Linked DNA regions of Homo sapiens: regions 2 and 3 are each linked to region 1. A link is a contact called in ENCODE Hi-C or POLR2A ChIA-PET data. All regions are on one chromosome and are shown on one strand. Each heading gives the region's core, a stretch centred on a gene start or an enhancer-like site at or near the end of the contact. The rest is flanking DNA. Distances are from core to core; before and after follow the strand shown. Region 1 holds the start of MIB2 (MIB E3 ubiquitin protein ligase 2). Region 2 overlaps LOC100288175 (a long non-coding RNA gene). Region 3 holds the start of NOC2L (NOC2 like nucleolar associated transcriptional repressor).

Evidence for each region. Hi-C counts contacts between places; a loop is a spot of excess contacts on that map. ChIA-PET counts read pairs that join two places held with the same protein, here RNA polymerase II (POLR2A). Pooled maps may share reads with other maps.
Region 2: a map of PC-3 shows a loop between it and region 1 (6-fold over the local background). The contact joins the enhancer-like site here to the promoter of MIB2 in region 1. A Hi-C loop is called at or near these places in 1 of 168 maps with a recorded cell type or tissue (PC-3) and 5 of 50 pooled maps. POLR2A ChIA-PET finds 5 or more read pairs at or near these places in 2 of 52 experiments (K562 and activated naive CD8-positive, alpha-beta T cell).
Region 3: a pooled map shows a loop between it and region 1 (6-fold over the local background). The contact joins the promoter of NOC2L here to the promoter of MIB2 in region 1. A Hi-C loop is called at or near these places in 4 of 50 pooled maps. POLR2A ChIA-PET finds 5 or more read pairs at or near these places in 2 of 52 experiments (GM12878 and naive thymus-derived CD4-positive, alpha-beta T cell).

What each region holds. Positions count from the first base shown.
Region 1 is chr1:1,614,122-1,618,851 of GRCh38, reverse strand. It overlaps MIB2 (MIB E3 ubiquitin protein ligase 2), which reads right to left and starts at 3,352. Exons shown (of 20, transcript NM_001170687.4): 1 at 3,219-3,352; 2 at 2,238-2,344. RefSeq lists silencers at 2,418-2,507, 2,538-3,587 and an enhancer at 3,688-3,857.
Region 2 is chr1:1,062,766-1,067,049 of GRCh38, reverse strand. It overlaps LOC100288175 (a long non-coding RNA gene), which reads right to left. Exons shown (of 4, transcript NR_148960.1): 3 at 3,849-3,971; 4 at 597-1,220. LOC105378948 (a long non-coding RNA gene) reads left to right here. Exons shown (of 5, transcript NR_168433.1): 3 at 252-304; 4 at 452-584; 5 at 1,217-1,415. Among named protein-coding and RNA genes, the nearest start is that of RNF223, 9.4 kb to the left of the region's middle. RefSeq lists enhancers at 1,073-1,573, 1,574-2,074, 2,551-2,910 and a silencer at 3,001-3,170. Within about 2 kb of position 3,034, at least 5 of the 41 ENCODE cell types and tissues checked have a DNase peak (open chromatin) inside an H3K27ac peak, as active enhancers do; they include PC-3, where a contact is called at or near this core.
Region 3 is chr1:956,441-960,876 of GRCh38, reverse strand. It overlaps NOC2L (NOC2 like nucleolar associated transcriptional repressor), which reads left to right and starts at 1,621. Exons shown (of 19, transcript NM_015658.4): 1 at 1,621-1,662; 2 at 1,796-1,948; 3 at 3,604-3,778; 4 at 3,852-3,983. The coding sequence starts at 1,637. It overlaps KLHL17 (kelch like family member 17), which reads right to left and starts at 293. Exons shown (of 12, transcript NM_198317.3): 1 at 77-293. The coding sequence starts at 183. RefSeq lists silencers at 1-69, 90-399, 1,358-1,617 and enhancers at 1,728-1,837, 1,496-2,353.

The DNA of each region.
Region 1 (4,730 bases), core at 2,103-4,602:
CCCAGCACTTGTATCCCTTGGTCTCTTCTCAAAGGGGACAGAGTGCACCTGCTTAGGGGCGGGAGGATCCAGCCCAGCATCGAGGGGCCTGCCCCATTCCCATTGTTCATGAGAGGTGGGGGCTGTGGGGTCGCACAAGCAGCCTGCCCATGTCAGAGGGAAGCTTGTGGACAAAAGGGCTCATCCCTTGGGCTTCCCTGACCATCCTGTCCTCCTGGGGCCATGGGACAGGTTCTGGGCTGGGTCTGGGTCAAGCTGACCCCGAGGGTACTGGCCACAGGACCCATCCCCTGGGCAGGCCTGGGAGCAGGTGATGTGGGGCTGGCGCTTGGCACACCCGCTGCAGACCTCAGGTGAGGACTTCCTGGAGGCAGGTGAGGAACACCAGATTAGGGGTAGGAGTGGGGTGGGCAGCCTGGAAATCAAGCCCTCTAGGACAGATGTTCCCCCAAGGGCCCCTCACTCCCTCTGCCTCCACCCTGGACCTGTCCAGCATCCATTCCTTCCTGGAGAGCAGGAGGCCTCTGGGTTGCCCCCTCCTATTTTTCTGTTCTACACCCACAAGGCTCCAGGTGCAGAGGAGGGGACCCGTGGGACCTGATCACCCTGATCACCTGCCCACAGCGGGTGAGCTCTGGGCCAGAGGCTGCTATGGGAAGTGCAGATGTCCAAGGCTAGCCCTGCCCTCACACCAACCTGGCCAAGGTTTCCCAGAAAGACAAACCAGAGACAGCCACAGCCACAGCCCAGCACTGGTGGAGGGGCTCCAGGGAGCAGACCAGCAGACCAGAGCTGTGGCCACGCAGCCCCTGGTGTACATCGTGGCGTACATGGCTGTGGCCACTCCTGCTCCTCCTCTTGGAAACATACAGCCCAGGCTTCCGCTTCAGGATGCTGCCCCACAATGGGTATCTTCATCTCAGTCAGAAATTTACTCAGAGAGTTACCAAATGTTTTTTCCTTTGCCAGAAATGCTAGACTTTGCCATCTACCCACAGTTCACAGGCTGTGCCCCTGGCTGGCATCTGAACCCCGCTGCAGGCAACTGCTCCCGATGTTTAAAATGATGGAGGCAGTCAGGGTGTGAAGACTCGGGCGACAGATCGACAGATGTGCTTTGGCAAATCGGAACTTACCTCAGAGCACACACCAGCCTCGAGGCAGCGTCCCAGGCATTTAATTGCTACTTCCTGGGTCACAGATTCGCTCGGCTACCAGGCTTTCCTGTTGGAAGCTAAAGCCACTGGAGACACAACACAGCAAACCAGACGGGCAGCCAGCAAGCCAGGCTGGAGAAAATGGTTTCTAAAGGCAGTGTCACACATTTAGCATTTACCGTCTTAACCACGCAAGCAGACACCGGGTCTGTTCTATTGCTGCTTAGTTTCTCTTTTTCACAAGAAACTGCAAGCTCTCAGAGGGCAGGAGGACTTCCGAACCATCAGTCAGGAGAGTGTAGGAGGAGAGAGTTCCCTTATTGCAAGTATTTTATCGGAGAAGCTTTAAAAGCCATAGAAACCAAATCCTATTTAGCGAGAAAGTTAGCAAATTGCCTTTATTCAGAAGAAGCAAGTTACATGGAACTGGACATGAGGCTGCCCTCCTCCTTGCACCTCCAGCTGTGCCTAATGACACCGAAATGCCGCTGTGTGTGGCACGCCACAGGCCATGGAGTAGCTCCAGCTAACGCAGATGGACATCCCAGGTGCCCCAGGGAGATCAGGCCCACGGAGTGGGATGAAGCCCTGAGGCGGGGAGGCCAGCATGGAGACACCTGCTGAGGGAAAGCCCACGAGCGCTGCGGCCACCTCCAATCCTGCCCATCTGGGTGGAGACCTACAGGCACCCTGCAGGCTGGGGTGTCATCCCACTCACCGCCCAGGGCTGCCCTCGGCCAGGAGAGCGCCACATTCAGACACTTGTTGCATGTGAGGCAACAGGCCAGGGTGGAACCGGACAAAGGGGGCCTCCCGGGAAGGGCCAGGCTTGCCGGCGCTCCTGCGCTGCGGCCGCTCTGCCCCAATCCTGCAGGTGCCTATCAGAGGCCTGTCTGGCACCTCTGCTTTCTTCCTCCATGGGTTCCGAACTCAGAGAGGAGACGCGGGATTACTCACCACTCCCCTCCACTCGCATGCATGCTCAGACACAAACACAGCCTCTCTGACGTGGCTTCCACGGAGCCCCAAAGTGGGAGAGCCAAGTGCAAACTATCAGGCCGCGGACGATCAAGAGCTCACCTGTCCGGCCGTCCAGTCGCCCGCCGGGCCGCCTTGAGGCTCCTGGGCTGCAGCCCTGATGCCTGGAAACTTTGGGACTGGCCTCTAGCCTCGCTGGGCTTCCAACCCTGTGGCCGAGGGGAGATGCCAAGATGCACAGTTAGCACCTCGACCCGCGGCTCGGTCGCCTGTCTGCCCCCGGGGCTGCCCGCCGGCTCCAGGTCCACTCGGGCCCACGGCCGCGACACTCAGGGCCGCCGCCTGCCCGGATGGGCTCCCTGGGGTCTGAGCGCGCAGGAGCCGCCAGCGCCGGGCCCGTAATTGCGTGCGCCCGGGGTCTGGCGGCCGCGGCTCGCAGACGTCAGGAGGCTCCGGGACGCGCACGGGCGCCGGCGCAGGGGAACGGGCGGGCCAGGGGCGGGCACGGCGGGCACCCCCACCCGGAGCGCGCCCCGCCCCCTGTCATTCGTGCCCGTGGCTCGCGGAGGCCGCCCGGCCCTGTCCGCTGCCAGACCTTGCCAGGGCCGCGCAGTACCTGCCGACCCCAACTTGCCCGGACGTTTCCGTCCCGCCCGCTCCGCTCGGGGGCGCGGGACCGCCGGCCAGTCCGTCTGTCGGTCTGTCCCGGCGTTCGAGGCCACCCACCGGCCCCGACTGCTCAGCGGCGGCCAGGCCAGGCCAGAGCGCCTGCCGCGCGCCGCAGCCCACCCGGCCCGGACGACGACCCCAGCGCCGACCCCAGCGCCGCTGGCCCCGGGCCGCGCGAGGCCTGCCGGGAGCTGGAGTCCCGCGCGGGTGGCCGGACCACAACTCCCAGGAGGCCCCGCGGCGGCGCTGCGCGCGCAGCCCCAGCCCATCCCGTGCGGACCCTACGCCGAGTCCAGCCCGGGGCTGCTGGGCCAGCGGGAGCGGGAACCGGACGGCGCTCGCGTTCTGCCAGAGCGGAGAACGACTCGGGGACGGTGCGGAGGACCAGGGGAGGAGATCCGCGCCCGCACGCACCATCAGCCGAGAGGACGGCCCGCATCGCGCCAGTGACCTAGGAGCGACTCGGGGACGGCTTCGGGCTCCCAGGCCCTCCTGGGCCACCGGGCACTGAGGAGAGCGGCGGCTGGAAACTGTGGGACCCGAAGGGCGGGAGCCCAGGGCCCGCCCCCGCCGGAGCGCCCCCGCCATGGCCACGCCCCCGCCACGGGGATGGGCAGGGCAAGCACCGGAAGTGCGTCACGCGGGAGCGTCTGCGTCGCCTACCCTGCGTGGCGCAGCTAGGTTCCGAGCGGCTTAGCCTCCGGGCGCCTGCGCAGTGGCGGTCCTAGAGACGCACTCGGTTGCCATAGAGACGGGGGCTTGGGAGCGACGTCGCGCTCGCTGGCACTGGCGGCACTTGCCGCGCCGCAGCCACCTCTTTCCGACTCCACCAGTGCGGGCCCTATCCGGGGTTTTGAGTCACGCAGACCTGGACACAGCGAGAAACGGCAGTCCGGGCCCGTCCTCCCGCCCCGGGTTCTGCACCCCAGAGTTGGACGCTTGCTTCTCGCTTTCTCCTGAGAGAAGTCTCCGCGTTTCTGAACAATGCACTGCTAGTTTCTCATTTCTTTCTTTCTTTCTTTTTTTTTTTTTGGAGACGGAGCCTCGCCCTGTCGCCCAGGCTGGAGTGCAATGGCGCGATCTCGGCTCATTGCAACCTCCGCCTCCAGGGCTTAAACTATTCTCTTGCTTCAGCCTCCCGAGCAGCTGGGACTACAGGCATGCGCTACCACGCACAGCTAATTTTTGCATTTTTAGTCAAGACGGGGTTTCACCATTTTGGCCAGGCTGATTTCGAACTCCTGACCTCGTGATCTGCCCTCCTAGGGCTCCCAACGTGCTGGGATTATAGGCGTGAGCCACCGCGCCCGGCCTCTCATTTCTTAATTGTAGACATTGCGTACTTCCGGAGAAGGTCCCTGAGAACCTGGCTGATCTTCCCCGCTGCACCCCTCACGTGGTCCTGTTAGCTCCCAAACTGTCAACCTGAAAGGAAACCCAGAGGCAGGCTCTCCAGGACAAGTGAGTTAATCTGGGAATCGCAGGGGGTTGCAGCCTAGGCTGTTCGTGCCATGACAGATCATAGGCCTATCTGAGAGGGCCGGGCGAAGGGGAAAATACAGATGAGCTCACAAAAGTTGTTTTGTAACAAAAACCACTGGCTGTGGGCGCTTGCTGCAGGAGTGGGCGTTAGCTTGTTGTTGGAGAGAGCCTTACCAGGCCGACGTCCTTGTGCAAGCTGCTTATCTAGAATACTGCAGTCCTGAGGAATTTCCCTGCAGTAAGTCCGGTTACAGGCAAACGTGCAGGACGTGCAGGAGCGTCTTGTGAGGAGGCCTGCTGCAGGTATTCCTGCATGAGAGCTCCCCCTTCGTGGCCTCCCGACTCCATTTGTTTAGGGATTGGTGGAAGTAGTTCCATTTTGGTACCTGCAACTTTCACAGCTGTCGTGATGAAATCAGGCTTAGCTCTTCATGATTGAGTACC
Region 2 (4,284 bases), core at 1,785-4,284, 550 kb after region 1:
GCCTCTCTGAGGACCCCTTGGAGACTGCCGCCCACCCCTCCCTTGGGGACCCTGGTTCTTCCTGAGCCCCCCAGGAGCAATGGGCCCAGGCCCCGCCTCCCGCACACACCCACCCTGATGTAGTCGGCTCCGGGCCCGCTGTCATCCTCGTTGAGCAGGATGACTCAAGGGTAGCATCAACTGGGAAGGGAGGTGCCGCTCAGTTCTCCAGGGCACAGCTCGTGGGCCTCACCCTGCCTCTTTGCCCGCAGACCCTGTGGTGAGCAGAGATGGAGGGTCCAGGGTATGCAAGGGGGAGCCTCAGGTCAGCGGTGGCAGATGCTCGGCCTGCCCCCCACCTCCCCCAGGCCCGACGGGTGACGCCCTGGCCTCCGCCCTCACAGGGAAGGATGTTCTTGTAGTGATTCTTGGGCTTGTTCTCCACACTCTGCCCCTCCTTCCGAGGGTACAGGAACCGGCATTCCTGCTGCTGCAGCATCTGGAGGTGATGGAGCCTTCAGCTCACAGCCCCGGCCCCTTCCCAGAGCCCGAGATGGCCACCCCCAGCCCGTCCCGTGTGGGCGGAAGAGTACCTAGGTGCCGAGGCAAGAGACTGAAGGCACAAACTGTTTCAGTATAATAAAGAAAATAGAATAAGAATAGTCATAATACAAATTAGATACAGCGATGATCATGAACAATTATCCATCATTATTATAAACATTATTAATCATTAGCTTTTAATATTACTCTGTTGCATTAATAATATAACCTAGGAATAACCGGCAGGTATAGGGTCAGGTGCTGAAGGGACATTGTGAGAAGTGAATAGAAGGCAAGAGGGGAGCCTTCTGTCATGCCCGCATAAGGGCCGCTTGAGGGCCCCTTGGTCAAGCGGTAACGCCAGTGTCTGGGAAGGCACCCGTTACTGAGCAGACCGGGAAAGGGAGTCTCCTTTCCTTGGAGGAGTCAGGGAACGCTCTGCTCCACCAGCTTCTTGTGGGAGGCTGGATGTTACCCAGGCCTGCCTGCAGTCATCCGGAGGCCTGAACCCCTCCCTGTGGTGCTTCAATGGTCACGTTCCTTGTCCACTTTCATGCTCCTTCCGTACTCCTGGTTCCTCTTTGAAGTTCGTAGTAGATAGCGGTAGAAGAAATAGTGAAAGTCTTAAAGTCTTTGATCTTATAAGTTCATAGAAGAAAACGCTGATGCCTGCCGCCTTCTCTCTCTGCTTCAGCTACCTAAGAGGGAAGGGCCCGCTGTCCTGTGATCACGTGACTTGCTTCACCTTGTCAATCACTTAGAAGACTGACCCTCCTTATCCTGCCCCCTTGTCTTGTATGCAATAAATATCAGCGAGCCCAGCCGTTCAGGGCCACTACCGGTCTCCGTGTCTTTGTGGTAGTGGTCCCCGGGGCCCAGCTGTTTTCTCTTTATCTCTTTGTCTTGTGTCTTTATTTATTACAATCTCTCATCTCCACACACGGGGAGAACACCTGCTAAGCTCCGTAGGGCTGGACCCTACAGTCCCAGACCCTGCGCTCCCATCGGGCACTTGCCCCAGCCCCAGGGGACAGAGTCTGAAGGTGACAGCGGTCAGGATGCACCTTGAACTCCACCCAGAAGCCCTGCCTGGCCTTCCCGCTGGCATCAGTGGCCCTGCTACTCCTGCACACAGCCCTCCAGGCTCCGAGCACTGATCCTCGTGGCCTTGAGGGGCTGCCAGGGAGAGACCTGCATCTAAGCTTAGGGCCCCCCAGACCCCACCACACCCCCCCAGGGCCCCGCAGACCCCACCACACCCCCCGAGGGCACCGCAGACCCCACCACACCCCCCCAGGGCCCCGCAGACCCCACCACAACACCCCCAGGGCCCCGCAGACCCCACCCCCCCCAGGGCCCCGCAGACCCCACCACACCCCCCCAGGGCCCCGCAGACCCCACCACACCCCCCCAGGGCCCCGCAGACCACACCACACCCCCCCAGGGCCCCGCAGACCCCACCACACCCCCCCAGGGCCCCGCAGACCACACCACACCCCCCCAGGGCCCCGCAGACCCCACCACACCCCCCCAGGGCCCCGCAGACCCCACCACACCCCCCCAGGGCCCCGCAGACCCCACCACACCCCCCCAGGGCCCCGCAGACCACACCACACCCCCCCAGGGCCCCGCAGACCCCACCACACCCCCCCAGGGCCCCGCAGACCACACCACACCCCTCCCACCGAGGGCAGCTGCCCCGGGCCCCGCACCCCCGCACCTGGCCACCCTGCCCCGGGCCCCGCACCCTCGTCGGGTCATGGAGGTCGCCATGTGCCAGGAGGACACACGGAGGGGCTGGTAGGTTTTCCTTCCCGTGGCCATTCAGGCGCCTGGGGTCTCCCTGGCAGGGGGTCTTCCCTGAGCCCAGTGGACCCCCAGCTGCTTTCCTGGGTGAGGCTGTGCCCACGGCCCTGGTGCCTGTGGAGGGGCTTTTACCTGCTTGAGGTGCACAACCGCCCCCACCTTCCCCATCAATGGGCTCTTCCTGCTACACCGGGTCTCCGAGGGTGTCAAAACGCTCCCCGTCTCCCACTTCTCATCCGGCCGTGGGGGTGGCGGTGAGGGGCCTGGCCAAGGCCGCCCGCCCTTCCCAGAGGCCGCCCCAGCTCGCCGCCCCCTCCCACCTGGGAGTGAGTCATGATGTGCGTGACCTGTGGCTGGCGGCCTGAGCCCTGCGCCTCGTCCCACCCTTGCGTCAGCGCTGACAGCGGGAAGCCCCCAGGATCGCTCTGACTCATGTGCACCAGGAAGCTGCCCGGATGCCCCTTCTGCAGCAGCAGCTTCTCAGCCTCCTTGCCAGACAGGCGCCCGTGGTACCACCTGGGCCAGGCACAGGCGAGCACAGGTGAGGCTGGAGGCCACGGCCTGGCCAGGTGAGGGGGAGAGACCCACACGGATAGGGCAGAAGGCTTAGCGAGACATACGCAGACCTTGGGGGTCCAGGCAGCACCACCACCCGGGCCCCAGAGCTGCTCTGCTCGCCTTTCTGGCCCTCGCCCCACCCAGGAGCCGGCAGGAGGCAGGCGGGCGCTGCAGGGGCGGGCGGCCACCAGGTGGCGGCCTGGTCCTCAGCAAGGAGGGGCCAGGGGCCTCCCCAGACCAGGTCTCCTTCTCTGCAGATGCAGCCCGCTGCAGTGGGGAAACTGAGGCTGGAGGAACCAGCTCAGCCCAGGGTACCAGCCAGGAGGGCAGGGATGGGGCCAGGGGAGGCACCGGCTTCCCTGAGTCACCCTGGACTCCAGTGCCTGAGACCTGAAGGAAGGAGGCCTGAGGGAGGCAGGTGCAGGACCCTGTGCCCTGAACCAGTGCTTAGCAGACGCCGTCCCTCAGGATGCAGGCACACGCACACACACACACACACACATGCACACGCACACACATGAACACACATGGACACGCGAACACACACATGCACACGTACACACGTGTGCTGACACGCGGATGCTGGGCCAGGGCTCACCACTCCAACGCGGGGTCCTGGCAGCCCAGCGGGTACCAGAGCTCAATGGGAACCCCGCTGCACTCCCCAGCTGCACCCCCAGGCTCTGGCAACACGGTCGCAGCCACGGAGGCCCTGCCTGTCCCCAGGGCCCTCACAGGGGAGGAAAGGGTCCTGCTGAGCCCCTGACTCAATGAGCCCTCCCCAAGGGCCTCTCTAAATAGTTCCTTCCTGCCCAGAGACCGCCCAGCACCACGTCCAACTCTCACCACCTTCCCAGGGCATCGGCCCCCCGCACCAAGTCCTCGTGTCCAGGAAGCTGCCCACCGGTCCTCCAGGAGGCCTTCAACCAGACCCTGTCCATGCCCAGCCAGGGCCCACCCACCTGACGGACAGCGTGAAGCCCCCCGGGCTGCTCTCACTGGGCCTGGCAAGGAAGTCCCCACGCTGACCTCTGGATAGGAACAGCTTCTCCGCCTCCACCCTGCTGATGTTGGGGTGAAACCACCTGGAGTGGGGAGAGCAGGTCAGTGCCCAGAGGAGGAATCTGGCCCCACACAAACCTCCCTCATTGTTTCCACGGTAACACCCACGATGGTGGCTTGAGGCCACTGTGCTCGAAGCCGGGAATGGCCACTGGCCAGGGGCTGTGGGGTCCCAGGGACACAGAGGGGCTGGAATTCTCCCCCAAGTGGCAGGGCCTGGGGCCACTGGGGCTCCCTCCTTCTCCACACGCCCCCGAGGCTGTCAGCAGCCCCGTCCACTCCACCCCTCCCAGCCTCCACGGCCAGGATCTCGGACTTCCAGCCTCCAGAGCTGAG
Region 3 (4,436 bases), core at 372-2,871, 660 kb after region 1:
TCTGCGAGCGGACGCGAGGGCGGGGGCCGCGCAGGTCCCGAGGCCGCCCCCCGCGCCCCGACCCCCGCCCACTCACGCCGGCGGCTGCGGCGGTGGAGGCGGCGGCGCCTCGGGCCCGGGCCCCGGGCTGCCGTGCTCCGGGCTCTGCGTCCTGCCGGCCGGGCGCTCGCTGCGGGGCTGCATTCGGCTGCCGGACCCACCGCCGATTCGCGGAGGACCCGCGGGCTTAACGGACGCGGAGACTGCCGGAGGGCTGCTCGGCGGTGGCGGCCCGCTCTGTGTCGCTCACTCCCGCCGCTCCCGCCCGCAGCCGCTGTTTCTCGGCGCCGCCCGCCCCGCCTCCCGAGAGGCTTCGGGGACTAGACGTTGGACGCGGATTCTTCCAGCGCTGCGCCCCGGGTCCGCCTCCTCCTCCGAGAAGCACCCCCAGACCCCGCCATCCTCCTCCTCCGGGAAGCCCCCCACCAGGCCTCGCCCTCCTCCTCCTCCGAGAAGCCCCCCTAGGCCTCGCCATCTTCCTTCTCCGAGAAGCCCCCCAGGCCCCGCCATCCTCCTCCTCTGGGAAGCCCCCGGCCTAGCCCTCCTCCTCCTCCTCCTCCGGGAAGCCCCCCTAGGTCTCGCCTTCCTTCTTCCCCGGGAAGCCCCCCACAGGCCTCGCCCTCCTGTTTCTCCGAAGAGCCCTCCTAAGCCTCGCCCTCCTCCTCCTCCAAGGAGCCCCCCTAAGCCTCGCCCTCTTCCTCCTCCGAGGAGCCCCCCAGGCCTCGCCCTCCTCCTCCCCCGGAAGCCATCCCCGCTCCCCCGACCCCCTAACTTGCTCTCCTCCGGGGAGCCCCGGGGCCCCGCGGCACCAAGAAGTCGAATGGGACCCCGAGGCCAATCCGCCCGTGTTCGCCTCACGCGCCCCCTCAGCGCCAGGGCTGGGGGAGCCGTGCCTGCGCCCCGCGGCGCCCTTGTCGCGGGGTCTGGCTGTCCAGGCCCGGGGGCCCGGGTGTCAGGCTGGTAGCGGGAAGGAAGGCGCCGGCCTCCCCACCGTCTTCGTCCCGTGCGGCGTCCCCGGGAAGAGCCGCGGTCGGCACCCAGAGGGCCATGGACGGGGAGCGCCCTGCGTGGTGTTCGTGGCGCTGGCCCGGTCTCCGCGGATCGGAGGCGAAGCCAGCCTGGCCCTCGGGTCGCCCGTCTTTTGTCGAGCTGGCGACATCAGTGCGGTTCCCACTGCCCCTCGCGTTTTCCACTGGACTCCCTGCTTTTTATTGTTGATTTGTGGGAGCTCTTTGCATAGGAGCCCCGCCGTTGCAGTCTGGCGTCCTCGCAGGCGCGTGCCTTCGGAGCGCCGGGTGGGCTGCGGGCGCGGCGGGACTCCCGGTCTTCCCCGGGGCGGACACCGGCGTCACCGCGTCCTACGGAGCCGGGCGCCGAGCGGGAGGCGCATCTGGGCCCCACCGGGGCTGCCCGCACCGAGCACGCGAACGCGCCCTCCCGCCCTGAGGCCGCCGGCGTTGCGGTCGGAGAACCATAGAGCCACTCGGCTGGGCGTGGCGCGGCGGGGCGGGGAAAGGGGCGGGGCCTGGGCGGCGGAAGTGCGCAGCCGCGCGGCATTCTGGGGCCGGAAGTGGGGTGCACGCTTCGGGTTGGTGTCATGGCAGCTGCGGGGAGCCGCAAGAGGTAAGCCGCGGGTCCGAGGGCCGATTTGGCCTCCCGGTGGGTGTCTGTATCCAAGGGGGCTTTTCTTGCTCCTCTCAGCGGGGCTGGGGCGAGCTGGGCGTGCGGGCAGCTGTGACTCCTGCGTGACCCGCAGGCGCCTGGCGGAGCTGACGGTGGACGAGTTCCTAGCTTCGGGCTTTGACTCCGAGTCCGAATCCGAGTCCGAAAATTCTCCACAAGCGGAGACACGGGAAGCACGCGAGGCTGCCCGGAGTCCGGATAAGCCGGGCGGGAGCCCCTCGGCCAGGTTAGTGGGGACATGCGTGAGCAGAACCTCTTGCTCGTCCTGTCCCACCCCGGTTGGGTTGCTGACCTCGCCTGGGGTCTCAGGGCCAAGGCCTAAGGATCGCCGACCTCTGCCCCCCAGTCCTTTCAGCTTAACTTACTCTTTCATCCGATGTTTACTGAGCTCCTGTTCCGTGCCAAACTCTGTCCTAGGCAGGGAGCGTATGTTGGTGAGTTGTGCAAAAATCTCTTCCCGATCTAGGAGAACTCTCACGTTCTTGGGTGAAATCACCGCCTGCAGTTCGGTAGAAGAGAGATAAGTGCTGGGGAGGGAAAGGAAGGACAGAGGGGCTGAAGAGAGAGTTGCAGGGGAGCCGAGTTGCTCTGTTAGAAGGAGCGGAGGCTGTGCTCGGTGGCTCACGCCTGTAATGCCAGCACTTTGGGAGGCCGAGGCGGGCAGATTACCTGAGGTCAGGAATTCGAGACCAGCCTGACCAACACGGAAAAATCATGTCTCTACTAAAAATATAAAAATTAGCCGGGCGTGGTGGGCACCTGTAATCCCAACTACTCGGGAGGCTGAGGCAGGAGAATCGCTTGAACTTGGGAGGCGGAGGTTGCAGTGAGCCGAGATGGCACCATTGCATTCCAGCCTGGGTGAGAGAGTGAGACTCCATCTCAAAAAGAAAAAGAAAGAAATCAAAAGATACAAAAATTAGCCTGGCGTGGTGACACACACCTGTCGTCCCAGCTACTCGGGAGGCTGAGGCAGGAGAATCGCTTGAACCCGGGAGGCGGAGGTTGCGGTGAGTGGAGATTGCGCCACTGCACTCCAGCCTGGGCGACAGAGTGAGATTCCGCCTCAGGAGAAAAAAAAAAAAAAAAAAAAGCGGAGGTGGTTGTTTGAGAAGATGACGTCTGAATAAAGACCTCGAACAAGGAGGCCACACAGACAGTAGGGGAAACGTGTCTTAGGATTTCAGGCAGCAGAAAACAGCAAAAGCCTTGCAGTGGGAGCATTTGGGGAGAGTACAGAGGTAAACGTGGCTACGGCAGGAGTGAGGGGGTGAATAGGGGTAGATGAGCCCAGAAGGGTGATGAAGAGCCAGGTGCCGTAGACCGTCATAAGATTGCCTCGTAAAACAGGGAGTTACTTCTGGGTTTGAGCGGTGGAGTGCCTTGTAGGTGACAAGGGTGGAAACAGAGAGACCTTTAGGTTAACTGAGAATTGAACTATGTGGTGGTTTGAGAGGAGGCACGAACGGTTTTGAAGGTGTTGCTGATGAGATCTGATGACAAGTTGCGTGCTGGGTATTAGAGACAGAGATTTGCCTTTAGTCTGAGCCTCTGGAAGGGTGAAGCCACCATCAGGCAAAAGTAGCGCAGGGCACAGGCACAGCAAGTCCAGGGAAGACCGCGGCTGGGGGCCTGTGTAGCGCAGGGCGCAGGCACAGCAAGTCCAGGGAAGACCGCGGCTGGGGGGCCTGTGTAGTGTGTTTGAGGGTATGTTGTAGAGGTTGTTGGGTAGGAGACGTGAGTCTGCCAAAAACGTACCTCCTGGCAATCCTGTCTTGCTAGTTGGTAACCCTTGTGAAGGGAGTAGACTGACCCTGTAGGCCACTCCCCGCCCCCTCTACTTCCACTTCCCACTGGGGTCGCTGACTTCTGCCTCCTCAGCCGGCGTAAAGGCCGTGCCTCTGAGCACAAAGACCAGCTCTCTCGGCTGAAGGACAGAGACCCCGAGTTCTACAAGTTCCTGCAGGAGAATGACCAGAGCCTGCTAAACTTCAGCGACTCGGACAGCTCTGAGGAGGAAGAGGGGCCGTTCCACTCCCTGCCAGATGTGCTGGAGGTGAGGGCGTGGGCCAAACCAGAAGGGGGGCACTTGTCTCTACACTCTCCTTCAGCTCAGCCTTTCTGTGCAGGAAGCCAGTGAGGAGGAGGATGGAGCGGAGGAAGGAGAAGATGGGGACAGAGTCCCCAGAGGGCTGAAGGGGAAGAAGAATTCTGTTCCTGTGACCGTCGCCATGGTTGAGAGATGGAAGCAGGCAGCAAAGGTGAGCAGCAGCCAGGGGCGGGCAGCTGGGTGCCCAGGCAGAAATCTGGCCTTGCCTCACCTGAGGTGAGCAGCAGCGAGGGGCGGGCAGCTGGGTGCCCAGGCAGAGATCTGGCCTTGCCTCACCTGAGGCGCCTGAGGCTGTGCTGGTGGGAGGGGCTGTTCTCCACGCAGGGGACGCTTGGAGCCTTCTTCAGCGCAAGTGACAACACGTTGCTCCTCCTGCTTGCTTGGTTGCCCCAGGACTGTGTGTTCACTTTTGGGTAGATTCCAGGGGCTCTGTTGGCGCCCCACTCCCCAAAGTCAGTCCCGCTGTGGGTGGGACGGACTGTGCCTTTGTTGGTTGGTGGAGCTGGGGTCCTTCTGAGCCTCTCACAGTGTTTTTTTCCAGGGACAAGGATACGGAGAGCTCCAGATACCACCTGGAGGTGGCCATAGTCCAGGATCTGGAACT